Regions from separate parts of the Homo sapiens genome. Here region 1 is linked to region 2. The links are chromatin loops, found by intact Hi-C in ENCODE. Cell type or tissue: Caco-2. All regions are shown on one strand. Links, peaks and the distances in the headings refer to the core of each region. The heading gives the core; the rest is flanking DNA. Region 1 overlaps KIAA0825. Region 2 overlaps KIAA0825.

Evidence for each region. A loop is a pair of places that touch in the nucleus more often than their neighbours do. Peaks named below come from ENCODE experiments on the same cell type or tissue, not always from the same donor. Only the 100,000 strongest peaks of a DNase experiment are listed, where the experiment ranks them.
Region 1: a loop joins it to region 2, with 5 times the contacts of the local background. A loop is called at or near these places in 2 of 110 quality-filtered maps.

What each region holds. Positions count from the first base shown.
Region 1 is chr5:94,353,701-94,370,458 of GRCh38, forward strand. All of the region lies in intron 20 of KIAA0825, which reads right to left. Among named protein-coding and RNA genes, the nearest start is that of ARB2A, 250 kb to the left of the region's middle. RefSeq lists enhancers at 1,390-2,021, 2,656-3,287, 8,458-9,098. In Caco-2, for the core only: no CTCF peak of the experiment used is centred there; a DNase peak (open chromatin) is centred at 8,861.
Region 2 is chr5:94,423,527-94,440,284 of GRCh38, forward strand. It overlaps KIAA0825, which reads right to left. Exons shown (of 21, transcript NM_001145678.3): 14 at 16,456-16,595. Among named protein-coding and RNA genes, the nearest start is that of KIAA0825, 190 kb to the right of the region's middle. In Caco-2, for the core only: no CTCF peak of the experiment used is centred there; no DNase peak of the experiment used is centred there.

The sequences.
Region 1 (16,758 bases), core at 3,914-11,913, 71 kb before region 2:
AAATGAGGCCATGAAATGATAGCTCTTTCTAGTCTTTGACCACAGGAGAATAGTTGCTAAAAGTTATGCACTGATGTACAGCAAAAGGGTCGGGGGCAGGGACACCGATGAGGATACGATAATCAAATGTCTTGAGATTAATATGAGCATAGAATATCATATGTAAATGCAAAATTCCAAATATATATGTTTTAACCTTTATCATTATATTATTATTTACTTTGTAATCTATTACATAGTATTTTTACTGTTCTCCATCAAATATAGTCAGTTAAGTAAGAATTGCAGATGTGATATAATTTTTAGTAATACAGCAAATTCTCAGTGTACAATGTTCATTCTTCCCATTCCCTTTCTATTAAATTTCTGTATTGCTACTGATCTTTCAACTGTTTTCAAATCAACATAAGTAGTTATTGAGGGCTTTCTCCGTGCAAGTACACAACTAGAGTAAATCGGCTTGATACTTTCCTACCAAGAATTCCCAGGAGAACATTGGCCATATACAACATTGTAGAAATATCAGAGTTTGCTCAATTTTATTTAGCTACCATTAAGTGGGCCACAGATAAACTTCCTATTAATTTCTTGTCATAACCTCCCATCCTCTCTCCAACATTTCCTTAAAGTAGTGTTTCAATATGAATTTAAGGTTAATATGGATTAGTAATCAGAATATTTTATGAAATTTATTATATATAATTTAATAGTATTTTGGCAAAACAGAGATTGACAAGGAATGTGAATTAAGGTATGACTACTTCCTTAAGGGTATAAATTGTCATTTCTATCTCCTTTTTGATGTTCCAGAGTCTATTTAGTCTAAATATTTATTTGTATTTTTTCCAAGGGACAGAGAAATAACTTGAAAAAAAATAAGAAAACATGACATATTTTATTTAGCTTACGCTGTAATCAGAATAGCCTACGAAGGAAAACATTTAATTCAGGTAATAAACTTCATAAGGGACATTGTCAAGTCCTGCTATTTTGAAGAATGTTTCTGTCTTTTTCAATCTTAAAATATGAAAAATAAATTGAGGCCATGGAAGAATTTTAGAGCTTCATAATCAAACTGTCTTACAGTGTATAAAAATCTCAACGAAAAGAGTCAAACTCTGTAAAATATTTGAAGAGATTTATTCTGAGCCAAATAGAAGTGACCATGGCCCATGACACAGCCCTCAGGAGGTCCTGGGAACATGTGCCCAAGGTGGTTGGGGTGCAGCTTGTTTTTATATATTTTAGGGAGGCATGAGACATCAATCGAATACATGTGAGAAATACATTGGTTTGGTCCAGAAGGGTGGGACAATTCGAAGGGGGGCATGGAGGCAGGCTTCCACGCTATAGGTAAATTTAAATATTTTCTGGTTGACAATTGTTTGAGTTTGTCTAAGACCTGGGATTAATAGAAAGGAAATGTTCACATTAAGATAAAAAATTGTGGAGGCCAAGGTTCTTTTGATGTCTCATAGTGGCTGCCCTTAGAGACAATGGATGACAAATGTTTCCTATTCAGACCTTTAAGAGGTGCTAGGCTCTCAGTTAATCTCTTCAGGATTGGGAGGGCCTGGAAGAAAAAGATCTAGCTATGTTAATAGAGGTTCTTTACAGATGCAAATTTTCCCCCACAAAGGACGGCTTTGCAGGACCTTTTCAAAATACAGCAAAGAAACATGTTTGGGGGTAAAATATTTTTATTTTCTTCTTTGTCATGTAATGTTATGCTGAGTGAGATTGGAAAGTAAGTCACGATATATAGAGTTAAATAAAACCCATCTGATGAGAATTTATGGTTTGCAGGCCATGATTCCCCAGACCCGTTAGATAGGAATTTGAGCAAAATAAAAAAATCAGAGCTTAGTCCTCAAAAATATGATTTGTAAGTTTTTTTATTAAAAGATTATGCCTTACAATTTTTTGTACACTCTGTCTTTTCTTATACTAGGGTCATACATGTAGACTTACTAAATAGATGATTTGGTACAATATCATTGACCTTGTATTTAAGGTTCACTTAGTTGCATTTAAGAGATCAAATCTCATCTCAAACAATTTTATTAGGGTGTTTTAATACTATTGTCAAGTTGGTGTTCATTGTATTTGATATTGCTTATTTAGAGAAATATGGTTTAGGTATGTTTGTTAAAACTGAACTTTCATTATAATGGTATTTGCTGGGATGAGATTTAAATAGTAGGTGAAAACTAGTAAGAGAAAAGAATTGTCCAACTCACTTTAACTCAGTGCTTCTCAAACCTTAATATGCACATGAATCACTTGAGTATCTGGTTGGGAAGCAGATTTTCATTCAGTAGGTCTTGGGTGGGGCCCAAGATTCTGCCTTTCCAATGGAAGAAGCTCTGAGGGGCAAGGTCCTAGAAAACCCAAATAATTTATCATTGCATCATGCTTAATTCTATTTCCTCTGCTTGATGAGCACCAATGTACTTATTCAATGTTTTAAAAATTAATAAGATGAACCTTCACTTAGAAAATATATAAATCATTTGGTCTTAGGTATTAGCTTCCAGTTGTGCAAAAAGCAAAACTACAAGTTACTGCAGGAGTTACACATATATTTTACTATTTCACTGAAATCATCCTTAAAACATGAACTACAGCCGGGAGCGGTGGCTCATGCCTGTAATCCCAGCACTTTGGGAGGCCGAAGTGGGCGGATCACGAGGTCAGGAGATCGAGACCCTCCTGGCTAACATGGTGAAACCCCGTCTCTACTAAAAATACAAAAAAAAAAATTAGCCTGGTGTGGTCGCGGGCGCCTGTAGTCCCAGCTACTCGGGAGGCTGAGGCAGGAGAATGGCGTGCACCCGGGAGGCGGACTTGCAGTGAGCCGAGATTGCGCCACCGGACTCCAGCCTGGGCAACAGAGCCAGACTCTGTCTCAAAAAAAACAAAAAGACAAAAAAAACACATGAACTACATATTCATTTGAAAATTTCATTTTGTCATGGGACTCCAGACAAAAATACACATCAAACTTAAGGTTTAACTTGATTTCTTTTTTTTTTTTTTTTTGAGACGGAGTCTCGCTCTGTCGCCCACGCTGGAGTACAATGGTGTGATCTTGGCTCACTGCAACCTCCGCCTCCCGGGTTCAAGAGATTCTCCTGCATCAGCCTCCCGAGTAGCTGGGACTACAGGTGCGCACCACCACACCCAGCTAATTTTTGTATTTTCAGTACAGACAGGGTTTCACCACGTTGGCCAGTATGGTCTCAATCTCCTGACCTCGTGATCCACCAGCCTCGGCCTCCCAAAGTGCTGGGATTACAGGCGTGAGCCACTGCGCCCAGCTGTGATGTACCAAATTTTAAAAAAATAAACATACAACAATGTTGAATCCTTAGAGAGCTCGAAAGAAAGAGAAAGACAAAGAACCACACAGGTAACTTGAAGTAGAGAATTTCTTTTCGTTAAAAAAAATAGATTACAATACAGTCCTTCGGTTAAAACGCATCTACAGACATTTCCTTATGAATGAAATCCTTCTGAGTGGTAAAACTCAAGCTAACACACGTTAAAAGTGGTTTTTCCCCAACTGATAAAACTTTGACAGAGGTAAATTCCATCCTCAAGCCTTTCATGTAGTGCAGGAGAAAAGGTTTTTAGAATAAAGGAGAGTAAATAAGCATAAGAAAAAAATCAAATAAAAAATAGAGATGAATACAAATTTTTATGAAAGAAAAACAATGCCAAATCTGGTTCTTTTTCAAGAAATTCAAGTTGTATAAAACAAAATAAACAACATTTTATAGAAGTTTGGAGGAAATGTAATATTTAAAAATCACATCTTAAAGACAAAAGAGGCGGAATTTTGCTGTGTTAAAATGTTTATGGATGGGTCTAGTTTGACAATTTAGCCTGTTGGATGTGACTTTCACAGTCTGTTGGCAGTTTGTAGGCAAGCCATCACACCTGTGACTCTGCGGTTGATTAATGAGTCTTTCAGCTCATTGCTACCATCTGAAGAAGGGCTATGGCCTTTCTGAGCTTCACTGGTTTATTCCCCTTAACTGCAGTCCTGCCATGGTACTTCCATAAGAAAATCACACCTGGTTAAAGCTAATGAAAACCTCAATATGTCATTTTCTAGACAAGTCAAAAAGCATGTAAAACTAGACAAAAGACGTATTCAAGTAACATGAATGTAGTTTTGTCATAACCTGCCAATCCAAAGAGTAACATTAAAAAAAAAAAAAAGCTTTCCTCAATGACATTTCGTAGTATCAACTTTAAGAATGCTAATTCTGAATTATGTGCCATAAGAGGACTTCTGTAATGCCAGCTCTTTTGCTATACACAGTATCTATCTTCATCAGAACTAGGAAGGTCTTAGTTCATAACGAGATCGTCATTTAGTTTTTATTATCTATAAATGTTTAATCAAACTGTGGCATTTTAAAGTCTTGTTTCAAATTCCTCGCCTTCAGTTGGCCGGTATTCTTACAGCTTTTTCTTGAGTGCAAGGCAGCACTGCAACTGCTTTTTCCCCAATCCTGCTCTACACACTGAAAAGTCTTTTAAAACATAAGCACGAATTCCCTCCCCAACCTCTTAAAGTGCAAACTAGAGAATAAGGTGGGAAGGGAGAGACAGGGAACTGAAAGAGAGGATAAACCAAAGGTCTGTGGCTAAAACAGTCTAGTATAGGGCAAAGTGGTGGGAAGTTAAGGAAACATGGAAGACAGTAATCTCTTGCCCTGAAGGCCTTTATACTATGGCTTCATTTCTGAAGCACTATGAATTTCCAAAACATCAATAATATTCAAATAAATACTAAAATTCATTTTAAAGATAAATACCTGTTTTTCTTTACTTTGGATTTGGGGCAATATTCTCTTCCTCTACATACATGGGGCAAAGTTTAGCTATATTTAAGCGGCAGAAAGAATCACAAAACTCTAAGTACTATGAATAAATGGGTAGCAAAGAAACAAAAGTTTCCATTCCAGCAATTTCCATTTTCTGATCCATGAAACACAACTATGTATCACTGAACCTGTTATCAGCAGACATTTCCCTGAGCTGGAAGGGTACTTGCATAATATTCTGGTGCAGTTATTCACCACCAGGTTTCCATTCATCTGAAATTATTATGTTTACACATTTTACCAAAACTATTTAAGGAAATATTTTTCTTTATTCTATCATGGCATAAACTAAGGATAATTCTTCATTATCATCACAATCATTGCTATTTTTCTAGTTTTATATTCCATGCCTATACTAAGAATCATGAAATGAAAACTATTTAGCAATTTACTAATCAATTTGTAATTCTATGATGTCTTATGGAAGGACTGATTTTGGCTGATAAAAAATTGATTATTTTAAGACTTACCTGAATAATGTCAACAATGACTAAGCATTCACAAAGTGTTCAATCATTTGAACAAATTTTCAAATTGTGATATAAATGATTTCAATCCTGGCTGCAAATTTTAATCACATTGGAAAATTTTTTAAAGTAACTACAATTGTTGCCCCACCCCAGAGATTCTGATTTAATTGGTTGGTAAGAGGCCTGGGCATTTTAAAAAATCTCTTCCCAAATTATTCTAATGTTCAACTAAGGCTAAGTACCATAGGTTTATATAATAATCCTCATGTTTATTTTGCTGACCTAAAATAATAAAATACTCAGTCCTACCAGCCAAAAGTGATTTCTCAAATTAAGTTGAAAAATGAAATGATCAGTGTTTGTAATTCTTAGACTTATTACTATGGTTTATAAGAAAGTGTGCTGAGGCCATGTGCAGTGGCTCACGCCTGTAATCCTAATACTTGGGGAGGCCGAGATGGGATGATTGCTTCAGGTCAGGAGTTCAAGACTAGCCTGGTCAACATAGTGAGACCTCCATCTCTTAAAAAAATAAAAATAAAATAAATAAAAGAAAGAAAGTGTGCTGGACCATGAGGCAGAGACCGTGGGCTTGAATTATTGCTCAACTACCTATTAGCTCTCTGACTTCAGTAAGTCCCTCAAAACAAATGTTTTCTAAACCATGAAATGGGAAAATTAAGATTTCTTCCAGCTTTAAAACCATGTTCTCAAGTAATTTCCAAGAATGCAGAATGCAGTTCTTAAATATTAATCAGAGTACTTATTTGATTCCATATACTAATGGTGGGATTTAAACTAGGGTGAGCAAATGTGTGTCACTTAAGCTACCACCATTCTCTTTTCTTGTCTGTGGCAGACATTGCTAATTGATTACAGCGCTACAGAAAAATCACTATTCTCCTGGAGTTTACACTCAATATAAAACTATTTTCTGTTTGGGAGTTAAGTGCTCATTAGCCCTTCTATTTTAAGAGATGATATAATGGAGTAGTTAGCAGGAGACTAAAAATGTCCAGAGAATAAAAAATTCTTAGGACAGTTCAGGAACAAGGACATCACAACTCACGACATGTGAATTAGGTCCTAAAGGTAGGCATAGCCCCACACAGGGATGGTCTATTCCTACTAACCAAACTTACTATCATAACCTGGCTTCTGATGGCAATTCACCGAGAGGGAAAGAATTACCAGATCTACTTGAAGTTGTATTTTTCCTGTAAATTAGTAAAACAGAACTCTAATTTTCTAACAGTCTTCTACAAGTTTGGTTAGTGTTGTCAGAGGTGTTTGAACCAGAGCAACTGCATCTTGAATAGGGTCTGAGTAAAATAAGGCTGAGACCTGCTGGGCTGCATTCCCAGTAAGTTAGGCATTCTAAGTCACAGGATGAGATAGGAGGTTGGCACAAGATACAGGTCATCAAGACCTTGCTGATAAAACAGGTTGTAGTAAAGAAGCCTGCCAAAACCCATCAAAACCAAGATGGCGATGAAAGTAATCTCTGGTCATCCTCACTGCTCATGCATTAGCATGCTAAAAGACACTCCTACCAGTGCTGTGACAGTGGACAAATGCCATGGCAGTGTACAGAAGTTACCCTATATGGTCTGAAAAAGTTCAGTACTGGAAATTGCCCACCCCTTTCCCAGAAAACTTACGAATAATCTACCCCTGGTTTAGGATATAATCTAGAAATAACCATGAAAATGGGGAACCAGCAGCCCTCAGAGGCTGCTCTTCCTATGGACTAGCTATTCTTTTACTCCTTTACTTTACTTTCTTAATAAACTTGCTTTCACTTTACTCTGTGGACTCACCCTGAATTCTTTCCTATGCAAGATCCAAGAACCCTCTCTTGGGGTCTGGATCGGGATCCCCTTCCAGTAACAGTGTGAATCAATATTACTATGTAAAATGAATTGCTAGGCTTTCAAAGCTGTAGAGCAGAGACTAGGGTGGAAATCCTAACAAAATCATGTCCTTCCCAAGAGGTTAATGGGTTTTCTAGCAATGAGACATTCAGCGTAGAAAACACTTGCAAATATAATTAAAATAACTCAATAGTTTCCACCTAATATTTTCTTACATAAAATGAAGTTTTTTTAAAGTGCTAAAACCTTTTCATTTTTGCAAGTTTTTTCATATTTAAAAATAATAAAGTGTACCTAAATGTTATAATGATAAAGAGAGTCACTGCTTTTTGAGGGCAGGGCTCCCATTTCGTGCAGTCCTAGATGCCATCTCTCATGATAAATCCTGTACCAAAAGACAGATTAGTCACACCATCTGCTGCCTCCAGGGAGATAAATTGCACATTTCAAAGTATGGCAACATTCCATTATAGCATAATGAAGAAAATGAAAAACATATTAGCAAACTGAACACTTTGGGGAAATTTCATTTTCAAATTGTGTGCTGTTTTGCTTTTAAAGAAGTAAAATTATTAAATAAAATGTGTGAGAGGAAGCAAATATTCTTCCTTGTAGCAAAATTACGGATGCTTTTACTTTGTGAAAAATAATATTATTTCCAACGAATGCATTAAAATCACACATATAATCCACATTTTCAGAGTTGTTATGAACAAGCATCTATATGTACATACTCTTGCTGAAATCAAATTTTAGTCCTAAAATCACTGTTAGATTACAGGCTAAAAGAGGAAAATGAACAATTAATTGTTCCTGTTTCTTCCTCAGAAACCCTTGGGGTCTATAAATTTAATTTGAGTCCATCTCAGACCTGCCAGTTCAGAGCAACAAACATAAACACACAGACTTGGAAGCATCACTCCATTTCTCAGGCAGTCCTACTGCTTTCAGGTAATTCTTGCTGTTCAGAGACAAACTTACACACACTGAAGAACAGTGTGTGCAGAACAGGCTGCAAGAACACTGACATTAAGAGCAAGACAAATCAGGTGCACCTCTCTTACTTGACCAAGGCCAGTATTAAGCTAGCACATCTTGTCTGAAGAGCCATCAATCACGCACCAAGAGTGCCCTCATGAAGGTACATCCTATCCAAGCTGTATAAATATAAGGCAAATAAAATTTTAGTGACAGTCTACAAGGCCATTTGATCTATGAACTACATAGGTCCTGCAATTGCTTACACATACCTGAAAACCTCCAGGGTCGGATGAGGCCAAGGACTGGAAAGAAAGAATCTGTAACTCTTTCAATATTCTCCACGGATAGGCCTAAATAGAACAGGTGCCCCTTCTACTCCTACCACCCCTTACTCAGTTTGGCATCTGACTTTGTCCTAAGTAGGGTAACATTCATTCACTGTGCCTTTATGTTGCAAATTGAACTGATTTAAAAGTGAAAAATACAGTGAAGAAACCATCACTCTAGCCAATAACGTGGATGCAACATACTTTATCTCATGTGGTGTTACTACTTAGTTGAACCCTTTGTCTAGACTACTTCTCACCTTGGCTACCTGGCTGACTCATAGCTCAGGTATCCCCATCTCCAGATGTACGTTCTGACTCCCTCTGCATTCAGCTTATCTTCCCCTCCTCTGTGATCTTCTACTGTACTTATATGGTAACTTGCATGAACCTCTATTATAGCTATACCCACTGATTTTTTAGTCTATCTCCTCCACTAGATTCTGAGTTCCTTGACAGCAGGGGCTGTGTCTGGCTGATTTCTTTATTTGCTATGTCTAGTGAATGTTTGATGGATGGAAGAATGAACAAACAGTCACAGATTTATCTATTTACTCAAAGTCTTGCTGGACTGAATAATGGGCTGGAAGTATTCTTATAATCAACACAGTGTATTTTGTGGGCTATATAATGCTTTTGTCTGCTAGCAAATATATTCTCTGTATAATAAAATAACAAGAGTCTGGATTGTTCTTTATACAAAGCTATCTATTCCGTAACTATCTTCTAGCCATTTACAGCTCTGACTTGCTGAAATGAACTTGCAGTTGTTCATTACTGATTCTGGGCTGAATCAGATGAATACACAAAGCAAAGACATCATGCTGATGAGAAGAGCCTTCTGGGCAAGTTAGACAGGTAAACAACAAAGCCTTATTCAGGTAACTGACTTATTTCCAAATCTGGCCAGCCCAAACCAGTTTTCTTTTTTTTTTTTTTTTAATCTTAGGACTCTGACTATTATTAGGTTTAATTCATTAACCTAGAATAATCAATTATTTGAAAATAAGAGATCCGCAAGCTTCTGGGTCAATAGCTAAATCGCATTATCTCTTTGTGGGTTTAGAAAACTTTAATTGAATGGAAAACTTCCATATTCTATTTTTCTCTGTTATGTTTCTAAATCACAGGATTTATCCTGTCTTTTTCTCTTAAAACTCCGGAATGAGGACAATGTTAAGGTTTAAATGAGAAATAAAGAACAGGACTGATGTGTTACCTTGAGTGGGTGGGATTATAAGGTGAGGCAGAGCAAGAGGTTAGCAACTTTTACTTTATACAACATCCGCATTGTTTAACTTCTAATGAGCATATATGTGATTTAACATTGCTTTTTAAAGTTTTTAATAAATGGGACCAGGTGTGGTAGCTTACGCCTGTAATCCCAGTGCTTAGGGAGGCTGAGGCAGGAGGATTGCTTGAGGCCAGATGCAAGAACCCATCTCTACAAAAAAAATTTTTTTTAAAAACTAACCAGGCATGGTGGCTCGTGCCTGTAGTTACAGCTATTCAGGAGGCTGAGGCTAGAGGATCACTTTAGCCCAGGAATGTGAGGCTGCAGTGAGCTGTGATCAAGCTACTACTCTCCAGCCAGGGTGACAGAGCAAGATTTATCTCTAAAAAAAAAAATTCAATAAATGAATTAACAACGCCTCTTTCTCTTGGTGATTCTTTCTTTACCTCAGAAAGTTCTATAAGCAAAAGAAAGTCACTTCAAAACAATAAATTTAGACTGACAGCCAAAAGCGTGAACAGAACAGACCCATGCTTTCACCACTGTGCTTTACAGTACAAGTGACAAGCAGGAAAAGCACGAGATCCTTGCTCTCCAGGAGCTATCAGTCTATTTAGGGAGACAGATACCAAAAAGCATTAGTGAATTTCACAAGGTAGCTCATGCTGGACATCAACGTATATAATGTAGTGTATAAATGCCCCGAGAATTGGGAAGACAGAAGGTTTTTGAGAGCTACAGAACTGGAGAGGGGCTTGGGATGGAGGGCCTGAGTGGGTCTTCGACGGGCAGAGTAGGGGGTGATGACAGTCAGTGCAAGCAGAAGAGATGAAACTGGGCAAGGCTGTAGAAGTCATTAACACGGAGCTCTCATTTGTGATATCAGGAAATGCTTCATTTCTTTTCTTTTTTTTTTGAGATGGAGTCTTGCTCTGTCGCCCAGGCTGGAGTGCAGTGACACGATCTCGGCTCACTGCAAGCTCTGCCTCCCGGGTTCACGCCATTCTCCTGCCTCAGCCTCCCGAGTAGCTGGGACTACAGGCACCTGACACCACGCCCGGCTAATTTTTTTGTATTTTTAGTAGAGACGGGGTTTCACTGTGTTAGCCAGGATGGTCTCAATCTCCTGACCTCGTGATCCACCTGCCTTGGCCTCCCAAAGTGCTGGGATTAATGGTCATTCTCCAACTCTGGTTGTGTCAGTTTTCTAATCTGTCACCTCTATTCTATTTCTCATCTCCCAATATATAGGAGTTAAGAAGAAATTATTTAGTCAGATAGTGAGGGTAATGAAGTCCTCGGTAAGGTTTTCCTTTTAATGAAAAGCAGCCCCCAAATCATTTTCTTTTCTAACAAAGTGCAGCCTGTAAAATCGACCTGCAGACATAGAAAGGCAAACGAGATGCTTGCACGGGTGGGTGCCGGGAGTTGTGCCAATAGGAAAGGGGCTACCTGGGGACTAGGCGTGTTCAAAATGGCTGCTCCATCTTCCCATCTCTTTGCCAAACTACGTGTACAGTAAGAGAAGACAACATGGCATGGCCAGGCAAAGACGCCATTTGCATAATAAGATTAGGGTGGGCGGCTATGTAAACGTCACACCTGCTCCAACCAGTCTGTGGCCCTATGTAAATCGGGCCCTCAAGCCTGTCTGTAAATCCGGTGCACTCCATGCATGGATGTGCATGGGCCAGAAGTCCCATTTGGGCACCCCCGCTCTCTCTCCCAAGAGAAAGAGCTATTCTCCTTTCTCTTTCTTTTGCCTATTAAACCTCCGCTCCTAAACCCACTTCTTGTGTTTGCGTCCTCAATTCCCTTGGCGTGAGACGGCAAACCCCGAGTATTTACCCCAGACAACAATGCCCCTTCACCAGAACCTTAATCCTGGCCACGAAATGATAAATAATACCAGTCTCTGAAGGCAGATGCCCGCATCAAGTTTAATTCTTCATACTGGTGATTCCATGTCTAGGTTCTGATTTCTATGTAAATCAAAATCCACAGCTGGACACAGGTCCTGTTGCACAGTAGATTATTGAAAAAATGCCAAGTACTAGCCCTTTGTGGCCACAACTTCCTGAAACTGCCTTTGCAAAGCCATAACTGAGAAAATTATTACAGTGAAAGAGATCGGACCTAACTAACACCATCTTGCTTCTAACCTTCAAGCTGTCCTTGTTCAATCCTAGATGTAGGCTGAGCTAACTTTGGGAGGAACTTAGTTTATAGTTTAGCTTTGAAACAAAGATGATAACAGGCCTTTCCCAAAACAACCCCCCTTCCTGCCTGCGGACTAGACTGCCTTTACAGGACTAACAAATTAGCTAGAAGATGAGAAATTATGTTTTAGGAGTCACGCAGCTGGAGGCTGCAAGTTTCTAAACTTCCCCAAGTTGCTCCTGGGGATAAAATCACTATTATAAAATCTAAGATCAGTGCTTGAGATATTTTGCAGACTCCGCGCTCAATAAATCAGCTGGCACCACCCAGATTGATAAACTGGCTCATATGGTCTTGTAGCCCCCACCCAGGAACTGTCTTAGCACAAAAGGACAGCTTCAACTCCCCATGATTTCATCTCCGACCTGACCAATTAGCACTCCCAACTCACTGGCCCTCTACCTACCAAATTATCCTTAAAAACTCCAGCCACCAAATTCTTGGGGAGACTGATTTGAGTAATAATAAAACTCCAGTCTCCCACACAGCCGGCTCTGTGTGAATTACTCTTTCTCTATTGCAATTCCCCTGTCTTGATAAATCAGCTCTATCTAGGCAGCGGGTAAAGTGAACCCACTGCGGGGTTACATTCCCTGCCTTTGGCTCATGAATATAGGCAGCATCAGCTTCCTGACTCACCCTCTGCCTTGAACCCAGACACACATAACACAGCTAGCACCTAATAGAGACTGCTCTGGGTAGCCCCTCCTCTCATTTCTGCTTCTTCTCCTTGGTCCTCCTCACCCACGTCCTCCTTTTGCAATTACTTGGAGTCTTGGGCTGTGCCTTACTATTTAATCCCTGGCCCCATGTTTACCCTTGTAACTTGCTCTGGCCTGTCCAAAGAGGAGGATCAAATAATAGCTAGAAATAATAATAACTCATATTTACAGAGAACTTCCTGTGTTCCAGGCCTTGTACTAAATACCTGCTAAAGGTTAAGTTTTTCTTATTTTCCCAGCCACTCAGCAAGAAAGATGCTGCTATTTTCCCTGTGTTTGAAATGTTTGTTCTTCAGTGCTGTAAAGAAAATAGCACTTGGACATAAATTTAATTTATTTAGTAAGGCCATTTTTACTTCTTGCAGAAAGGGTACACTTGCCAGGAGTTTTTCCACGACAGTACCCCAAACAAAGGAGACAGGGTCATTTATAACTTGATGCGTCCACCTTACTGTTGTGTCCGGTTTCTACTGGCTGGAACGGGACCTCACATTCTGTGTTTGACCTGATTGGCTAGCAAGTTAGAACTTTATAAAAGAGGTAAATGTAGAGGAGAACAAAGAAGGAGGAAGTAACTTGTGGAATGCTGAGAAAGGTAAAAACACTTTTAAATAAGGAAGAGGAACAGGCTATGACCTAATGCTTGCTTGGGCCAGTACAAACATGCCAGGGCAAATATTTAGAAGCACAGGTCTTTGAATACATTTTGCTTCTAAGACAAGTTACTATTTATTCCTAATTAAATGGGGAGGAAATTCTTTGAAGAGGAACCTCCACTTTATTTTTTACACCTGTTGTAAGAAATAGGGGCCCGTAATCCCAGCACTTTGGGAGGCTGAGGCGGGTGGATCACCCGAGGTGAGGAGTTTGAGGCCAGCCTGGCCAACATGATGAAACCCCATCTCTAATAAAAATACAAAAAATTAGGCAGACGTGGTGGCGGGCGCCTGTAATCCCAGCTACTTAGGAGGCTGAGGCAGGAGAATCACTTGAACCTGGGAGGCGGAGGTTGCAGTGAGCCAAGATGGCACCATTGCACTCCAGCCTGGGCAACAAGAGCGACACTCGATCTCAAAAAAAAAATAGAAATAGGGATAAGAAAAAGGAAGCCTAGAGAAAGTGATAAAGTGATAGAGAAAGGATTTGAACCCTGTAGGATTTTTTGCCACAGTGGAGGTACTTGGTGAATGACAGGACCAGGTGAAGGATGCCTTGACATTGGGACTGAAGAGTTTGGGTTTGATGCTACAGACAATGTGTCATCACTGCAAGTTTTGAAGTGGAAGAGTGGCAGAAAAAGAAAATATATTTAAAAATCTCTGTACTTCACTCCAGCTCTTATCCCTTTGATACTTGGTAATTTTTAAAACAGATTTGTCTGTGTCCTTTTATGTTTCACCCTTATTCTATCAGCATCAAAAAGTATCTGCGTATTCATGGCAGTTTAATATGTAAAAGCAGCAAAGCAAAAATGTGGAAGCAGCCTTAAATGTACAGGAATAGAGAAATGATTAGGTAAATTGTGCTACATTAATTTGGTATAAAGCTAAGCCATTAAAAAATAAAAACTCTGTATCTTTACATGGATGAGTCACAAGAATAGTTTTGTGAAAAATGTAGAACACCCATTGTAAATATAGACCTCCTCATTGTGACTGTGTAAAAGGTGTGTGTTGTGTACATAAAAGAGAATGAGGAGAAAAGAGCTGAGTCAGCATGGTGGGATGAGATTATAAATATACTATTTCTTTGTTTTAAAAATGTTACTTAGTATTATCTGTAATTTACCTAGACTAGAGTGAAGTGATGCAATCACAGCTCACTACAGTCCCGACTTTCTGGGCTCAAGCAATCCTGCCACCTCAGCCCCCGGAGTAGCTGGAACCACAGGTGTGCACCACGACACCCAATTAATTTTTGTATTTTTTGTAGAAATAGGGTTTCTGCATGTTGCCCAGGCTAGTCTCGAACTCCTAGGCTCAAGGGATCCACCCACCCTGGACCTCCCAAAGTTCTGGGATTACAGGTGTGAGCCACCACCCCTGACCAGTTATTTGCAATTGGTTTTACAGTGAAGGAAAAATGTAAGGAGAGAAACCAAGTTAATCCAGCAGATACACAGATTAGAGACATTCCAGCTGGAGTAAAACAGGCTCTGGAGGCATGAGCAGGAGAGGGCACTGAATTTTGAGAGTGGAGGCATATGGGAACAAAAAGAAACGGGTGTGAGAAATGTTTAGAGGAAACACTCGGAGGCATGTATTCTCTAACAGAATTTAGATGATGGGAAATAGAAACTTGGCAAAGTACTTCAAGGTTTCTAGGCTAAGGCCAGCAGCCTGTTAGTGCCATTAATAGAAATCACACAACTCTGAAGAGAGGGCAGTTTTTAGATGAAGATAATTATGATGGTTGGACTTCTGTGTGAGATGAGAGTTATTATATTAAATTACTATTATGGGCTGGTTATGGTGGCTCACACCTGTAATCTCAGCACTTTGGGAGGTTGAGCCAAGCAGACTGCTTGAGCCCAGGAGTTCGAGACCAGACCGGGCAACATGGCAAAACCCCTTCTCTACTAAAAATACAAAAATTAGCTGAGTGAGCCTGTAGTCCCAGCTATTCAGGAGGTTGAGGAGGGAGGATCACTTGGTCCTGGGGCATTGAGGCTGGAGTGAGCCAAGATTGAAGCACTACACTCCAGCCTAGGTGACAGAGTGAGACCTAGACAAATAAATAAATATAAATAAAATATTATTAAGGGGAAAAAAATCCAAGAATATGGAATCTAGAGCTGTTGTGTGGAACAATTAAGGCTAGAGATACGGATTCAAGACTCGGGGGCACAGATTTAGAGGTGGGCCTGATCATATCATTGGGCCTAATCCATTCTGATGACAAGCATTATTTAGCTAGCATAGAATTTTTAAAAAATAGAATGTGAATGCATTCACCTTCCCCTATTGTATTATACTTTGCCTTGACATATTTACATTACTTGCCCAGCCCCTGAAGGCATTTGATTTCAATACCTGAGATAATCACCTGAGGCTATGTGAGCGAATGAGTTAGCTTCAGGAAAAGAGGTGGGAAGGATGTGGAGAGTGTGAGAATGAGAGGATTGAGGCTAAGAAGCCTTTAGCAATGTCTGAGGAAAGAAGAAATCAGAACATCTGTCTTAAGAATTGCAGAAGGGGAGATAAATGTAACTGGGGCCTGAGGCAAGGAAAATAATCAAAAATAGGAAAAAATATCCTTTTATCTGAAGAAAATCACAATATTGATGTGGCCTACTGAGTGCCAAGAGAAACCAAAGACTCGTATATAGACACGATCTCATTTCAGAATAACTGAGGGAAGAAGTCACTAAGAGCATCCAGGGAGAGGATAGGGGAAAAAGAATCAGTCTGGCATCAGTTTTCTCACAGGGAGCATAAAACACAAGAAGCCATAGTTTCAGCATAAAACACGAGAAGCCATAGTTTCAGCATAAAACACAAGAAGCCATAGTTTCTTCATAAATGTAAACATAAATGTATGGTACAACCAGCACTCCCACTCCTAGGTACTATCCAAGTGAAATAAAAACCTATGTTCATGCAAAACCTGTATACAAATGTTTTTAGAGGCTTTATTCACAATCACTTAATACTGGAAACAATCCAAATGTCCTTTAAAAGGTGAATAGATCAAAAAACTGTGGTACAACCATACAATGAACTACTATTATACAAAAAAAATAAAAAAAAAAGGACAAACAAACGGAGGAATCCATTGCTATAGCATTCTTGAAAGGACAAAATTATAGGGATAGAGAACGGGTCAGTGGTTGCCACAGGTTGGCATGGAGGTAGAAAGTAACAAAGGGTCAGCACAGAGGAATTTTTGAGGGTGATAAAACTCTCTGTATTTCAACTGTGATGATTGTTAAACAACTTTATTCATTTGTTGTAACTCAGAACTGTACAAGAACACTGAATTTTACTTCAGTAATTCTTTAAAAAATAAAATATAAGTAGAGAAATGATTTTAA
Region 2 (16,758 bases), core at 5,298-13,297:
CATGGTACACTAGCACTTGGCTTTCCCAGCCTGCTTAATTTTTACTTTCTACTTTCTACAAGAATGTTGTTAATGACAAGCTCCTGCTGAGACACTAAAGAGGTTTTGGCAACAATGTTGTAGAAGAGTGTGCCATGAGCTCAGGGACTCTGAATTAACCAGGCACTAATGAGCATCCCTCACCAAAGGGAGGAGGCTGAAAGACTCATTTTCAATCTGGGTATTAGAGAGAAAGTATAAAAATAGAAATTATACCATGTAAAATGAGGATTTAAAACTTAAAACACCAGGCCAATAAATTAAAAGGACGTGAAGTATCACAAGAAAATTATTTCAAGGAAACACTAAATTTGGATGTCACAGCCTAGATCACTGTGAAAATTAACTAAAATAAAATTAAAATCTAATTGGAAAATTAGTTTAATAACATTGAACTTTGTTGTATAAAAGGCTAATAATATATGTAAATATAAAGACCTATCATTTATTTACAAAACTTTCAATTAATATAACTTTTTTTACACAGATAATGAACCTAAGCAAACAGGCCTTACTAAGTTTCCCCCAGTTTATTGCCATTAGATCATACTTCCTGTGTCCAATAATACTTCTGTATAACTGTCCATAAAAAATACAGTTTTATTCTGTGTTATTGAGTCTTCATTTTGGAAGGCTCTTGTGTCATATAAAACTTATATTAAATATACACATTCTTCTCATCAGCACAGGGAACATTCTCCAGGATAGACCATATGTTAGAAGCCAAAACAGGTCTCAACAAACTTTTAAAAATGAAAATCATAACAAAGGAATAAAACTAGATATCAATAACAAAAGAAACTTTTGGAAACTGTACAAATATACATAGAAATTAAACAACATCGTCCTGAATGACCACTGGGTCAAGAAAGAAATTAAAGAGAAAATTTAAAAAAATTCCTAAAACAAATGAAAATTTAAACACAATAAAACCTAAAAGATACAACAAAAGCAGTGTTAAGATGGAAGTTTATAGCAATAAGTGCTTACATGAAAAAAGCAGAAATATTTCAAATAAGCAACTCAATGATGCACCTCCAGGAACTGGAAAAACAAGAACACACATAACCCAAAATTAGCTGAAGGAAAGAAATCATAAAGACCAGAGGAGAACAAAATGAAAAAGAGACTTTAAAAATACAAATGATAAATGAAGAAGTTATTTTTTGAAAATATAAACATAATAAACCAAGAAAGAGAAAAGATCCAAATGAACAAAATCAGAAACGAAAAAGAAGACATTACAACTGAGACCACAGAAAGATAAAAAAGATCATCAGAGATTATTATGAATAGCTATACAGCAACAAATTGGAAGACCTGGAAGAAACGGATAAATTCCTGGACACATATAACCTACCAAGATTAATTCAGGAAGAAACAGAAAACCTGAACAGACCAATAACAAGTAACGAGATGAAAGGAGCAATGCGAAATCTCCCAACAAAGAAAAGTACAAGACCAGAGGGTTTCACTGCCAAATTCTGCCAAACTTTCAGAGAACACCAGTTCTCCTCAAACTATTCTAAAAGAGTAAAAAGAAGGGAATGTTTCTTAACTCATTCTATGAGGCCAGCATTACCCTGATACCAAAACCAGAGAGGAACACAACAAAAAAAGAAAACTACAGACCAATATCCCTAATGAACATAAATGCAAAAATTGTCAATAAAATGCTAGCAAACCAAATCCAACAGCACATCAAAAAAAATAATACACCTTCATCAAGTGGGATTTATCCCAGGGATGCAAGGATGGTTTAGCATACATAAATCAATAAACCTGATACATCACATCAGCAGAATGAAGAAGAAAAACATATGATTACCTCAATAGACAAAGAAAAGGGATTAGAAAATACAGTATCCCTTTGTGATAAAATCTCTCAACAGGCCAGGCATGGAAGCTCATGTCTATAATGCCAAAGCTTTGGGAGGCAAAGGTAGGAGGATCACTTGCGGCCAGGCATTCAAGACCAGACTGGGCAACACAGCAGGACCTCACCATTGCACTCTAGCCTAGGCAACAGAGTGAGACCCCATCTCAACAAAACAAAACAAAGCAAAACCAAACCAAAACAAAACCCATATGGTCGTTCTATTTTTAGTTTTTTGAGAAATCTCCATATTGTTTTACATAGTGGTTTGTACTACTTTACATTCCCACCAACAGTGTATGTGTTCCCTTTTCTCCAGATCCTCACAGCATTTGTTATTTTTTTGTCTTTTTAATAATAGCCATTCTAACAGGGGTAAGATGATAGCTCATGGCATGTTTTGCATTTCTCTGATAATTAGTGATGCTGAACATTTTTCATATGTTGATCATTTGTATGTCTTCTTTTGAGAAATGACTCCCTAAAGCTTTGACCTGCTGGGCTCAAGTGATCCTCCCAACTCAGCCTTCCAAGTAGCTGGGACTACAGGCTCATGCCACTATGCCTGGATAATTTTTGTATTATTATTATCATTATTATTATTATTATTATAGAGAGAAGGTCTTGCTATGTTGCCCAGGATAGTCTTGAATTCCTGGTCTCAAGCGATCCTCCCGCCTCACCCTCCCTAGGTGCTTGGATTATAGTTATGATCCATCATGCCTGGCCAGAACTACCATATGAATCAGCAATCCCACTACTAGATATCTACCCAAAGGAAAAGAAATCAGTATATCAATGGGATAGCTGCATTTACAAGTTTATTGCAGCACTATTTATAATAGCAAAGATATGGATTCAACCTAAGTGTCCATCAAAAAATGAATGGATAAACAAAACATAGTATGTATGCAAAATGGAATACTATTGAGCCATAAAAATAATAAAATCACGTCATTGGCTGCAACATGGATGGAACTGGTCATTATTTTACGTGAAATAAGTTAGGCACAGGAAGACAAATACCATATGCTGTCACTCATATGTGGAGGCTATAAAACTTGATCTATTGGAGGTAAAGAATAAACCGATAGAAACCAGAGGCTTGGAATAGCGTGCGGGTCAGAGGCTACTGAAGAAAGTTTAGTTACTGGCTACAAACATACAGTTAGAAGAAATAAGTTCTTGCGTTCAGCAACAGAGTAGGGTGATTATAGTTAGCAATAATATTGTATATTTCAAAGGAGTAAGAAGACTGGAAATGTTCCCAACACATAGAAATGATATAAATGAAATGATAAATACTCAAGGTGATGGACACCCCAAATTCCCTGACTTGATCATTACACATTCTATGCATTAACAAATACTCACATGTACCCCATAAATATGTAAAATATCATGTATCAATTAAAATGGTAAGAATAGTAAAAAGAAATCTTAAATACCTTTTTATGCTGTTCTCTTGTTAATCTGTCCTTTGTTATGTGGTGTCAGCCAAGAACCTTGTAATCGGTGAAGAAAAGATAGTACTTTTTCTTCCCTCAGTTCAATAATTATGATGAAGACTGTATGGTATACAAGGCCTAAAATATTTTTTATCTTGTCTTGTATATAAAAAAAATTTGCCAGCCCCTGTTCATGAATATTGGAAGAGTGTACATATGTTCCAAATAGCTAATACTAAATAAGGACATTTTCCATCTACTCTGAAACCATATGTAAGTATAAGTAGGTGTCAGCTTTTCATAACAGTCTTTTTATCACTCAATTTGTCAATCTCTACTAGTCACACTGTTTTAGAAAAGCATGCTAGGCATGGTGGCTCATGCCTGTAATCACGGGACTTTGGGAGGTCGAGTAGGGAGGATTGTTCTAGGCCAGGAGTTCAAGACCAGCCTGGGCAACATAGCAAGATCCCATCTCTACAAAAAATTTTCTAAAAATAGCCATGTGAGATGGTGCACACCTGAAGTCCTAGCTACTTTGGAGGCTGACGTGCAAGGATTGCTTGAGCCCAAGAGTTTGAGGTTGCAGTGAGCCATGATTGCACCACTACATTCCAGCCTGGGTGAGAGTGCAAGACCCTGTCTCAAAAAAAAGAATAAAAAGTACTTTATGGTACTTATTATTAGTAGCTGAACTTAACTACTTTTTATAAGATTTGTACTTTCCACCTTGCCCTCAGCAATCAATCCTCCAGAATATAAGCTTTATAAAGGCAACTTTTAAATGGTATAAGTATTTTTTTTCCAACTTTTATTTTAATTTTCTGCCTTGATGATATGTCTCATGCTGTCAGTGGGGTGTTGAACTCCCCCACTATTTTTGTGTGGCTGTCTAAACCTTTTCATAGGTCTAGATATGAAACATAGGTCTAGATATGACCTATAGCTTGTTTTAGAACCTGGGTGCTTGTTTTGTGTTTTGTGAACCTGGGTGCTCCAATGTTGAGTGTGTATATAGTTAGAATAGTTAAGTGTGCTTGTTCAATTGAACTCTTTGTCATTATGTAATGCCCTTCTTTCTTTTTTGCCGTTGTTGATTTAAAGTCTATCTTATCTGATATAAAAATAGTGATCCCTTCTCTCATTTGTTTTCTGTGTGCAAGCTATATCTTTCTCCAACACTTTACTTTGAGCCTATGGGTGTCATTACATGTGAGATGGGTCTCTTGGAGACAGCAGAGGATAAGGTCTTGTTGTGTGTGTGTGTGTGTGTGTGTGTGTGTGTGTGTGTGTGTGTGTGTGTGTTTTAATTCAACTTGTTACTCTGTGCATTTTAAGTGGGGGCATTTAGGCCATTTACATTCAAGGTTAATATTGACATGTGAGGTTTTGATCCTATCATGAAATTGTTTGCTGGTTGCTTTGTAGTTTCTATTGTGTGGTTGCATTTTCTGTGGGCTATGTATTTATGTGTGTTTTTCTGGGAACAGGTATCTTTATTTTGTTTCCATATTTAGAACTCCTGTAAGAATCTCTTGTAAGGCTGCTCTGGTGGTAATAAATTCCCTTAGTGCTTGCTTGTCTGGGAAAGATTTTATTTCTCCTTTGTTTGTGAAGCTTAGTTTGGTGGGATATGAAATTGTTGGTTGGAATTTCTTTTCTTTAAGAATGCTGAAAATAGGACCGCAATCTCTACTGACTCACAAGGTTTCTGCTGAGAAGTCTGCTGTTGGCCTGATGGGCTTCCCTTTGTACATGATCTGGCCATTTTTTCTAGCTGCATTTAAGATCTTTTTTTCTTTAGCCTTGATCTTGGATAGTCTGGTGACCATATTACTTAGTGATGTTCATTTTGAATAGTATTTTGCAGGTGATCTTGAATTATTCCCTCAAGTACATTTTCCAGGTTGTTTACTTTTTCTCCATCTCTCTCAGGATGCCAATAATTAATGGACTTGGTCACTTTACATAGTACCATATTTCTTAATGATTTTGTTTATTTTCTAAAATTATTTTTTCTTTATTTTTGTCTGAGTGAGTTCAAAATACCAGTCTTCAAGCTTTGAGATTTTTTTCTTCTAATTGGTCTAGTCTATTGATAAAGCTTTCAGTTTTACTTTGAAATTCCTTAAATGAGATTTTCAATTCCAGAGGCTCTGATTTATTCATTTTAAAGATATTTTGTTCTTTCTTAATTTCCTGGATTGCTTTAGAAGTTTCTTTGTGTTGATTTTCAATCTTGTCTTGGATCTCATTGAGTGTCCTTGCAATCCATGCTTTCAATTCGTTCTTCTGTCCTTTCTGAGTTTCATTTTGGCCACAGACCATTGCTGGAGAGCTAGTGCAATCCTTTGGTGGTGTCACTATATTTAGATTTTTCATTGTGCCAAAATTCTTGTGCTGTTTCCTTCTCATCTGGAGATGTTGGCATTTCTAATTTTTGTAGTTATTTTCACGCAGGTAGTATGTTTGCTTTTTCTTTCCTAGAATGTTTTTTTTTTCTTTCCCTTTCCCTTTTCCCCTGTTTCTGGGGGGTGTGACTGTAGGGTCTTTTGGCTTTGCTTCTATAGACATATGCACTTCTTTTGGCAGGTTTTATATTGGGCTGTGGAATTCAACATACAAGCCCATAGATGGCACTTACAGGCAAAAACTGTCTGTGGTCAATGTGGCTGGGTATATAGTTGATCCTTGTTTACTAGCAGAGGCTCTCTGTTACCTCAGGCAATGGGTTGATTCGTGAGATGTACAGTGGTCTGAGCTCCCTACTCAGCCCTGGGGGGTGGCAGGGGCCACAAAAGGTGGAGCCAGACCAGGCAGGTCCACCTACAGGTTCCCCGATGTCAGGCACAGGCATCAGTGCCAAGGGAAAATCCAATGAAGCAGCCCCCAAGCGCCCAGAAGTGTCACTCGGCTTGGAGCTGGGAAACCACCTCGGGTCCAAGTTCTCTACACAGGTATGGGGATGGCCTAAACTTGTAATCTAGGAGAGTGGGTGCTCCAGATGCCTGGAGCTCTGCCTGGGCGTGAAGTAGAAAGGCTTCCCTGCACCAGAATCTGCACAGGAAGGGTGGTAAGTCAGGCTGGTTGATCCAGATGAGTGGTGCTCTGAAAGCCTGAAGGTCTGCCTGCACATGGAGCAGAGAGGACCCCCTGCAGCAAGATCTCTGCACAGGAGGGGTGGGGCAACTCATGCTGCTGGACCAAGCAAGCAAATACTCTGAAAGCCTGGAGATCTGCCTGGGTGTATAGTAGAGAGGGTCCCCTTGCACCAGAATCTCTGTACAGAAAGAGTAGACAGTTCAGCCTGCTGATCCAGGTGATCTGGTGCTCTGAATGTATGAAGGCAATTTGGCACGGCATGTTTACCATTTTATTTGCAGTCTAAAACACTGCCTGGTACATACTTGATGCTCACTAAATATTAGTTGAATGGAGAATTTACTCATAAAATCAAGTAACAAAACATTTTCAGAAATTAACTCAGAAGAATATTACTTCTTATTTCAAAAAAAATCATCCTCACAAAGTCTCTTGTTTTTATTTTAGAATTCATTTAAAAACAATAGACTTTCAAGAAATAATGGCTCTTCTAGCAAGGACCACTTAAAACATCAAGTGCGCAATTTACTCAATTTTTCTGTATCTAATTTTTCTCATTTGCAAAATGGTCCTAATAATCCCGGGTCATAAATGAAATAATATGTTAAATCATTTGAGTTGCTTGGGAAAAGATGCTGCAGAAATTCATCATAATAGTATTACTTGTAATATAATGCCCAATCATTTTACATACTAATGCTAGAAGCACATTAACTACTAAGGAAGATGTATGTTTCTACAGTCATATTAGACATTTTGTAAGTTTCAGGAACAGATAGAATATAAAATATTTCAGTCACTGCCAAGCCAGATTAGATTTGATTCAATGCAGGTGAAACATCACAGCAAAATTCAAACTGCCAATCTCCCAAGCTATATGCAAAGATTCTCAAGGAGTCCTAAATATATAGAACTTGAGAATATTTACTTGGTCTACCTCTCACCTTCAAATACATGACAGCTGCTAGGCAACACCTTCTCAGGCACAAAGATGTCCAAAAATGAGAACCTCATCTCCCAGGAGACTCTTTAAATGTATGCTTACGTGGAAGGGGAGGGTTACTGAGAAGCACAGGCAGAGACCATTGCATAGAGAGCACAGGAGTAATCAGAGGATAAAAAATGCATCAGACATCTTTTCCAGGCATTCAGTATAAAAAAAATGAAGAGAACCTAACATAAGTTAAGTACCTACTATGTTCCAGGCAATGCACTGAGTACTTTATGTTTATTTACCCTTTAAAGCTCAAAATGAATTAATAAGGTCAATATTAGTACCCCATTTAGAAATGAGAAAATGAGAGTTTAGAGAGATCAATGAATAAAACAGAATTGTCATATAAAATGAACAGGCCTGCAATCATTCAACAAATACTTTTTTAAAGCATGTTCTATGCTGTCAGTACCAGTCTAATGTGTCATGAACCAGGCCAGGCACTGGGGATAAAATGGTGAACTATCCCTCCCCTCCTAAAACTCACAGTGGCTGAAGTAGACATTAAATACCAATTACGTCAATTAACATTTCACTTAAAATTGTGACAAAAAGAAGTACAGTGGGACCTCACCCAGCCAGGATGATCAGGGATGACTTCCTAGGAAGTAACATTTATGCTAAAAGGTGACTAACAGATGCCAGGTAAACAGAGACAAGAAATGGTCTAGGCATAAAAAAATAAATAAAAACAACATTTCAAAGGCTCTGTAGCAGGAAAGAACTTGGCATATGGGACAATTGAAAAGGCACTGGTATTAGAGCAGCTGCCCCTTTCTTCAAGTGACTTCTGCAGGGAGTTTGCTATTATAAATTACAAATCTATGATGCACAACCTAAACCAGAGAATGCATGACCCTGTGTTGGAGCATACTATGCTGGGGGTGAGTAGGATGAGATGAGCTGGACAAGTTGGCCACATCTAGAGCATGCAGGGGATTGTTGGTGTTGCAAGGATTAGGGCTCTTACTCTAAAAGCATTGGGTAGCCACTATCAGTTTTTAGCAAGGGAGTAACATAATCAGTTCTGTATGTGAATAAGATTATGCTTGCTGACCACTGTGAATGTCCTGATAATAATTCATAATAGTTCATAATAATTCTTAAGTAAATTGTCTTTTTATAAACCTACAATATGTTACGAGGACAAGCCACATACTCAAATTCTTTTGCCTTCTATAGCAGCAGATACCTTGTTTGATATCCCTGCTACAGAGAAAGTTGCCTGGGAACCAGCAGCAGCGGGAGCAGCATCACCTGGGAGTTTGTTAGAGAAACACATAATCCATAATCTCAGGCCCCACCCATGACCTACTGAATCAGAATCTACAGTTTTAACCAGATCCCCAGGTAATATGTTTGCACTTAAAGACAAGAAGCCTTATTTTACATAATCCATATCCCACTACCTCCCCTAGAAGCACCACCCCCACCTCACCCTCATGAAGTCTCAAAAGAATCTAAATGGTAACTCTTTCTGGGACTAATAATTTTATGGAGCCCACTGATACCTCTAAACTAGTTCATCAGCATTCTTGGATAGGATCTTTGGATAGGATCCCATATGGTGACACACAAATATGGTTCTTAGTAAAGAAAGTGACAAAAAAAAAATAGAACAAGTCAGAGTCCTGTAGTGCAGACATCATTACTGGCAAAAGCAGCCTATGACATCATTGTTATGTTGGCTAACAATGGGTTATTTTAGGTCACCTCCTTCAAGGCAGTTATTAAATTGCACTTTGGTCACACTTGCAAAACAAAACACATGGCTGGGTATCTGTAATCCCAGCACTTTGGGAAGCAAAGGTGGGAGGATTGCTTGAGGCCAGGAGTTTGAGACCAGCCTGGGCAACATAGCAAGACCCCATTTCTAATAATAAAGAACTAAAAGAAAAACAATAACAGGAAAATACACACACATACCCACACACCATACACAACAAAACACCAAGCTTCTGCCATAAAATGCCTTATATTACCTGAAAGACCAAGAAAATATTAACTATATGGTAAGATAATTTTAAGTTGATTCATTCATTTTATTTTATTTTATTTTATTTTTTGAGATGGAGTCTCGCTCCATAGCCCAGGCTGGAGTGCAGTGGCGCAATCTCGGTTCACTGCAAGCTCCACCTTCCGGGTTGACATCCTGCCTCAGCCTCCCGAGTAGCTAGGACTACAGGCGCCTGCCACCACACCTGGCTAATTTTTTATATTTTTAGTAGAGATGGGGTTTCACCGTGTTAGCCAGGATGGTCTCGATCTCCTGACCTCGTGATCCGCCAGCCTCAGCCTCCCAAAGTGCTGGGATTACAGGCGTGAGCCACCGTGCCCGGCGATTCATTCATTTTAAGGCAACAGTTACTTGCTAATGGTAGTAGCCTTTTAGTCAGAATTTTCTCTAGATATTTTTCTTTGTTATCTTTAGGCACTTTGTCATGAGGTTAAAAAGTACAAAAGGTACTATGAAAATTATCTACTACTTAGGTTTCTGATAGTTCCCATGAATTGTGCAATATTGCTATTTGGTAAATGTTCTGTGGCTCTGCTTGGAACATGTGGTGCTGTGTGAATGGAAACAGAATTTGAAAGCCAGCTGCCTGGGTCAAATCCTTCTTTGTCATTTACTAGTTGTGCAACTTGGATTTCTCTGTGTTTCAGTTTCCTCATCTCTAAAAGGGAAATGACAATCATACCACACAGAGCTGTTACGAGGTTTCAATAAGTAAACACATTTAAACTACTTAGAAACAATGTCTGGAACATGTTAAATAGTATGCATTTACTAGTTTGCTGCTGCTATTATATTACAAATTAATATTATCAGAAGTCAAGAAGTTTTACTGGCAATTATTCTTGGGGCGATAGGCAAAGGAAAGAATGTTAGTCACACTTCATTCAAATGTCACTAGCAGGAAAGGTTACCTGCTAACAATTGGGAAATTGCCAAATATTTGTTCCTTTGATGACACATGTAAGAAACCTGTAAGGCCATGTGGCCTCAGCAAGATAATTACCAGAACAATTGCCTTGGGTGTCAAAAGTCAATAATTCAAAATAGTGTCTCACAATTTTAAAATCTTCTGTGATCATTTGTAGTTGAGAGTTTCTTCCCTGCAGATTTAAGATGACCTAACTTAAAACCAAGAAACATTACCTTCTCCTGCCAACTGAACTGTACTCAGTGTTAAAAGCCACCTACCATGTGAAATCAGTTTACTTTTATTAAGTTTTAGCAATGTAATCATTCCTTCAAAATGCTACATATTTTATACAGAGAGGATTATTTTACATGGCAAAAACATAATTCCACTTCCTAAAAGTTTGCAGCCTATGAAGCATAAATTATAAATCCTTACCATTCACTTATTTAATTTTGTTATTTTCTGATGCTCAGTGAAGTTGCATCTGAGATTACAAGAGAGCCATTTCCTACAGGCTCTGTCGATTCTTTTGAAAAACATAAATTCTGAGAAATAATTTCCACAGAGTGAAACAAAAAGCTACAGACATCACTTTCACGATGCAATAAATCCCATATGCTTTAATCTTTATAGTACATGGTTATTGTCTTAGTCCATTTTCTGCTGCTATAACACAATACCACAGACTGGGTAATTTAACAAGAACACAAGTGTATTTGGCTCACAGTTTTGGAGGCTGGGAAGTCCAAGAGCATGGCGCCAGCATCTAATGAGGATCATCTCATGGTGAAAGGGTGGAAGGCAGAAGCCAGTGTACAAGATACAGGGAAGTGGGCTAAACTCATCCTTTTTATTAGGAACCCCCTTGAGCAATTACTAAATCATTCCCATGATAATGGTATTAATTCATTCATGAAGGCAGAGTCCTCATGCCCTATCGACTCTTAAAAGGTTCAACCTCTCAACATTGTTACAATGGCAATTAAATTTCAACATGAGGTTTGAAGGAGACATTCAAACCATAGCAGTTGTTTATCAAGAAAAACTCTGTACCTAACAGTATTCAACAATTATTTATTAAACAAAGAGAACCTTGTTTTAAAAAATGTAATAAATACATGTACTTCATATTTCTGCATTTTTATTCCTGAGACAATTTAACACAAAATTAAGTTTTATCAATTAGATGAAAAAAAACCACTATTTTTTTTTCTTTTTTTTTAAGTTTTCAGTTCAGGGGTACATGTACAGGATGTGCAAACTTGTTACATAGGTAAATGTGTGTCATGGGGGTTTGTTGTACAGATTACTTCATCACCCAGGTATTAAGCCTAGTATCCATTAGCTATTTTTCCTGATCCTCTCCCTCCTCCCACCCCCCACCCTCCAACAGGCCCCAGTGTGTGTTGTTTCCTGCATGTGTTCATGTGTTCTCATTGTTTAGCTCACATTTATAAGTGAGAACATGTGGTATTTGGCTTTCTGTTCCTGTGTCAGTGTGCCTCTAGCTCCATCCATGTCCCTGCAAAAGACATGATCTCATTCCTTTTTATGGCTGCATAGCATTTCATGGTGTATATGTACCACATTTTCTTTATCCAGTCTATCATTGATGGGCATTTAGCTTGATTTCATGTCTTTGCTATTTTGAATAGTGCTGCAGTGAACATATGCATGCATGTGTCTTTATAATAGAACAATTTATATTCCTTTGGGTATATACCCAGTAACGGGATTGCTGGGTCAAATGGTATTTCTGTCTCTAGGTCTCTGAGCAATCTCTGCACTGTCTTCCACAATGGTTGAACTAATTTATGCTTCCACCAACAGGGAAAATTGCTCCTTTTTCTCCACAACCTTTCCAGCATCTGTTATTTTCTGACTTTTTAATGATAGCCATTCTGACTGGTGTGAGATAGTATCTCATTGTAGTTTTGATTTGCATTTCTCTAATGATCAGTGATGTTCAGCATTTTTTTTTCATATAACTGTTGGCTGCATGTATATCTTCTTTTGAGAAGTGTCTGTTCATGTCCTTTGCCCACTTGTTAATCTGGTTAGTTGTTTTTTCATTCTAAATTTGTTTAAGTTCATTATAGATGCTGGATATTAGTCTTTGGTCCAATGCATAGTTTGCAAAATTTTTTTCCCATTCTATAGGTTGTCTGTTTACTCTGTTGACAGCTTCTTTTGCTGTGCAGAATCTCTTTAGTTCAATTAGATTCCATGTGTCAATTTTTGCTTTTGTTGCAATTGCTTTTGGCATCTTCATCATGACATCTTTGCCCATATCTATGCTTGAATGGTATTGCCTAGGTTTTCTTCTAGGGTTTTTATGGTTTTGGGTTTTACATTTAAGTCTTTAATATATTTTAAGTTGATTTCTGTATATAGTGTAAGGAAGGGGTCCACTTTCAATTTTCTGCATATGGCTAGCCAGTTCTCCCAGAACCATTTATTAAATAGGGAATCCTTTCTCCATTGCTTTTGTCAGATTTGTCGAAGATCACACAGTTGTAGGTGTGCGATCTTATTTCTGGGTTCTCTGTTCTGTTCCATTGGTTTGCGTGTCTGTTCTTATACCAGTACCATGCCATTTTGGTTACTATAGCCCTGTAGTATAGTTTGAAGTCTGGTAGCATGATGCCTCCAGCTTTGTTCTTTTTGCTTAGGATTGCCTTGGCTACCCGGGCTCTTTTTTTGGTTCCATATGAATTAAAATAGTTTTTTTCTAGTTCTGTGAAGAATGTCAATGGTACCTTAATGGGAATAGCATTGTATCTATAAATTTATTTCGGCAGTGTGTCCATTTTCACAATATTGATTCTTCCTTTCCATGAGCATGAAATGTTTTTCCATTTGTTTGTGTCATATCTGATTTCACTGAGCAGTGGTTTGTAGTTCTTGTTGTAAAGGTCCTTCACTTCCATTATTAGCTGTATTCCTAGATATTTTATTCATTTTGTGGCAGTTGTGAATGGAAGTCCATTCTTGATTTGGCTTTTGGCTTGACTGTTGGTATACAGAAATGCTAGCAATTTTTACACATTGATTTTGTATCCTAAGACTTTGCTGAGGTTGCTTATTAGCATAAGAAGTGAAAAACACACTATTTATTTAAAACTCCCACATAAAAAGCTGATAGTTATGTTGCTTGAAATATATAATTCAGAGTATTTTGCTCTAAAATTTTGCTTTGCTAATATTTCCTAATATAATCAAGCTTCTAAATTACAAAATGGTACTCTGAAATATCATGAGACTTTAAATCAAATAAAAATAAAATATCTAAAAATATTACAAATTAATTTCTGTGTGCATAATAATTTCTATATTAGTATAATTAACAAGATTCCATGAATATATTGTTTCTAATTTAAAGTGACAAGAATTCTATTGGAGATTAAGAAGTAGGTCAATCAATTGATCAGTAAATTCAGTCACTTTATCCTTATGGTATTTGAAGTAGCTAGTAAAATTCAATACAAGACAATATCACTGCAGTCATGTAGTCTAATAGCCTTTGTTTAAAATGATGGGTGTTTGAGCAGGTTGGGTAAATACACTGCTGTACTCCATAAGAACCAGAACTAAAAATAGTACAGTATGATACCTTTGATAACTCCAAGTTTCTTTAAAACAACATCATGTTATACATACCAGAATGTGGACATAATTATTTTTGATAAGTAAATGTAGGATTCATTTGTAAGAGAACATGGTTAAATATTCATAACTATAATTGTACTTCCTATAGTTAGTGGCTGTCTCAATATAGTCAAAAGGTTTATCTCAACTGATTTTACAATCTATTCTCCATAACTCTATCAGTAGGAGACCATTTCTCTTATAGGACCATGCCTGTGGGTTTCAAAGATCACATGAAAGTAACTCTCAGCTTTGTTAGATATTATCCTTGTCATGTAGCTGCTTTGTCTGAAAAGCACTTAGACTATAAAGTTTAAGTGAAGCACCATGTTTTATATTCTAATTGATCACTGATTGGCCAAGCACTGTTTACTGGACTGTTTATGTAAAAAGCACTGTGCCAGCTTAAGGAGGAATACAAAAATCTACAGTACAGCCTTGCCTACCTAGCTGGAAAGGTAAGTTAAATGCATGTGTACCAAGATGTCCTGGTTGATCCAAGCTGAGAGTGGACAGATAACAATTCTTCCCAATACTACGCTATTCCGCTTCAGGGTTTAATTTGCATGAGTATTTGTATTGGAAGGGCAGGGGACAGAAAGCTCTGGCTGGGTACAAAATCTAGAGCTACTCGCTATTTATCAGATATGTGTATCTCTGGGTAAGTAATAATTATCTTCAATGCCAAGTCCTTATGTTTAACATGAGAGTAACAATAGTATATATTTTATAAGATTATAGAGAGAATCAAATTAGATAACACATATAAAATGCTTAGCATAGTGCTTGATAACTAATAAGTGAACAATAAATGTTGTTTATGTGAGGAAGTAGATTCCCTAGTGTGAGTTTTCTCTTTAGGAGAGTGGTTAAGCCTGAAGCTAAATAAATTGCTTTCAGATAAACTTTGTGAGATTTGAGTTCCAAACAGTACTGCTTGGGAGCTAAGGACATAAAATCAGATTCAGGGCTTGGGAGGGAGCAAGCTCTGCCTTTCTGCCTGGAACACAGTGAGGCCTGAGGAGTTGTGATGACCTTTGGCACCACATGGCTTTACAGTTTGGAGAGCACCAGGAGAGAAGCAATATTCTCACAAGAGACACTGCTCCTAAGTGCCTTTTGGGAACCAAACATTGAGATGGATGGGAGAGAATATGGGGAACTGGTCCTGAGCAGATGTGAGAAAACAAAGATTATCAGAAATGACTGAAGCTATTTACACAAGGAAAGGCTATGAACCTCATTTGTATACTAACAGGCTGGTAGGGCCCGATGACATTTGCCTCATTCACATATAAACACAATGAAAATATAAGGCAGTGCATGCTAAGGGCAAATAAAGTAGCCAAGACGAAAGTTCACTATGAAGTTCAGGGGAGCAAGAGATTAGCGTTAAGACAGAGCATTCAAAGCTCCGAAACATCAGCTGGGCTTTGCAGACTGGTGGAAGCCAAGTTGTTTATGGCAGGTCTTTAAGTAGGAAAGATAGGTGAGCCAAGGTGTGGAGTGAACACATGCTTGGGGCTTTGGGGACAACAACTGTTACAGGAGTAAGTTGCAAAGAAATAGTGGGGAAAAGGTTAGAAAACTATTCTGGGATCATATTTGAATGGTGAAGGGACTTGGGTGCTTCAGGTGTTGGGGAACTACAGAAGAAAGATTTTGATTTGGGAAACCTACAGTGAAACTAGTAATTGATAAAGTTAATCAGGCTTCGCTTGTGGTACGTAATAGGAGAGATGCACAGGAGTATGTGAAAATGGTGAAAAGCTCTTCCTAGATGAAGTGGGACAGCAGTGAGATGTAATATTATACTGACATAACATTACTTACCATTTTCTTAAAAAGCATTTAAAGGGGAAAAAAAGAAACTAATTAGGAGAAGTATGGTCTTATACTACTCCTCGATTTCCATTCAGAATTTTCTGATGATTACTACTCTGTGCTCCAACGGATATAGCTGTAGGCCACATCTTGCTTGTTTGTAAGTTGCACAAGCACCCTTCGTGATACACTGAAATTCCCAGTGTTAATCTAATACTCTGTCTCTGTCTGTCTCTGTCTCTCTCTTTCTCTCTCTAGGTCTAATTCAGATTGTGCTTTGGAAATATAACTGCAGTCCTACAATTTTTTTAGGCATTTCAAACCCTGCGTATTGATACATTTCTATATAATGGTAGTTGTGATAGAACAGTGTCATATAAAAATATAGTTTTCTCTCATTCAGAGTCATTGAAATAAATTTTTTCAAATAGGTTGGTAAAGCGATTTAATGCTTTTGACTGCTGCTAACCCAGCTGAATGTTGATACATGCTATTGGTTTACATCTTTCTTCCAATGTTTGCCTAGGAAAAAAATGTTATTCAACTCGAGCAATGACTAGGTTTTTCGAGGACATTCTTATAACTACACATACTCACTTGAGCTCTTCAGCAAGATTCTCAGTAAAAGTCCATCATGATGCAGTAGGGTTTCCAGAAGCAAGTTCCAGTTACAACGTGGCTGGGATAAGAGCAGTTTCAACTGACCCTCGGCTTTCAGTCCTCCAGCTGATGGAGTCCTTTCAAAATGCAAGATAAAGATGGAGTAATGAAGTTAATTTATCTATGAAATTAATAGCCTTAAAGTACAGATGTAATGCTAACTCCTTTAAATGTCAATTCCTCCCTGATTACTCTGAAAATGCTTTCATGCTTGCTTACTTTAGGGTTGCCTGGGGAAGG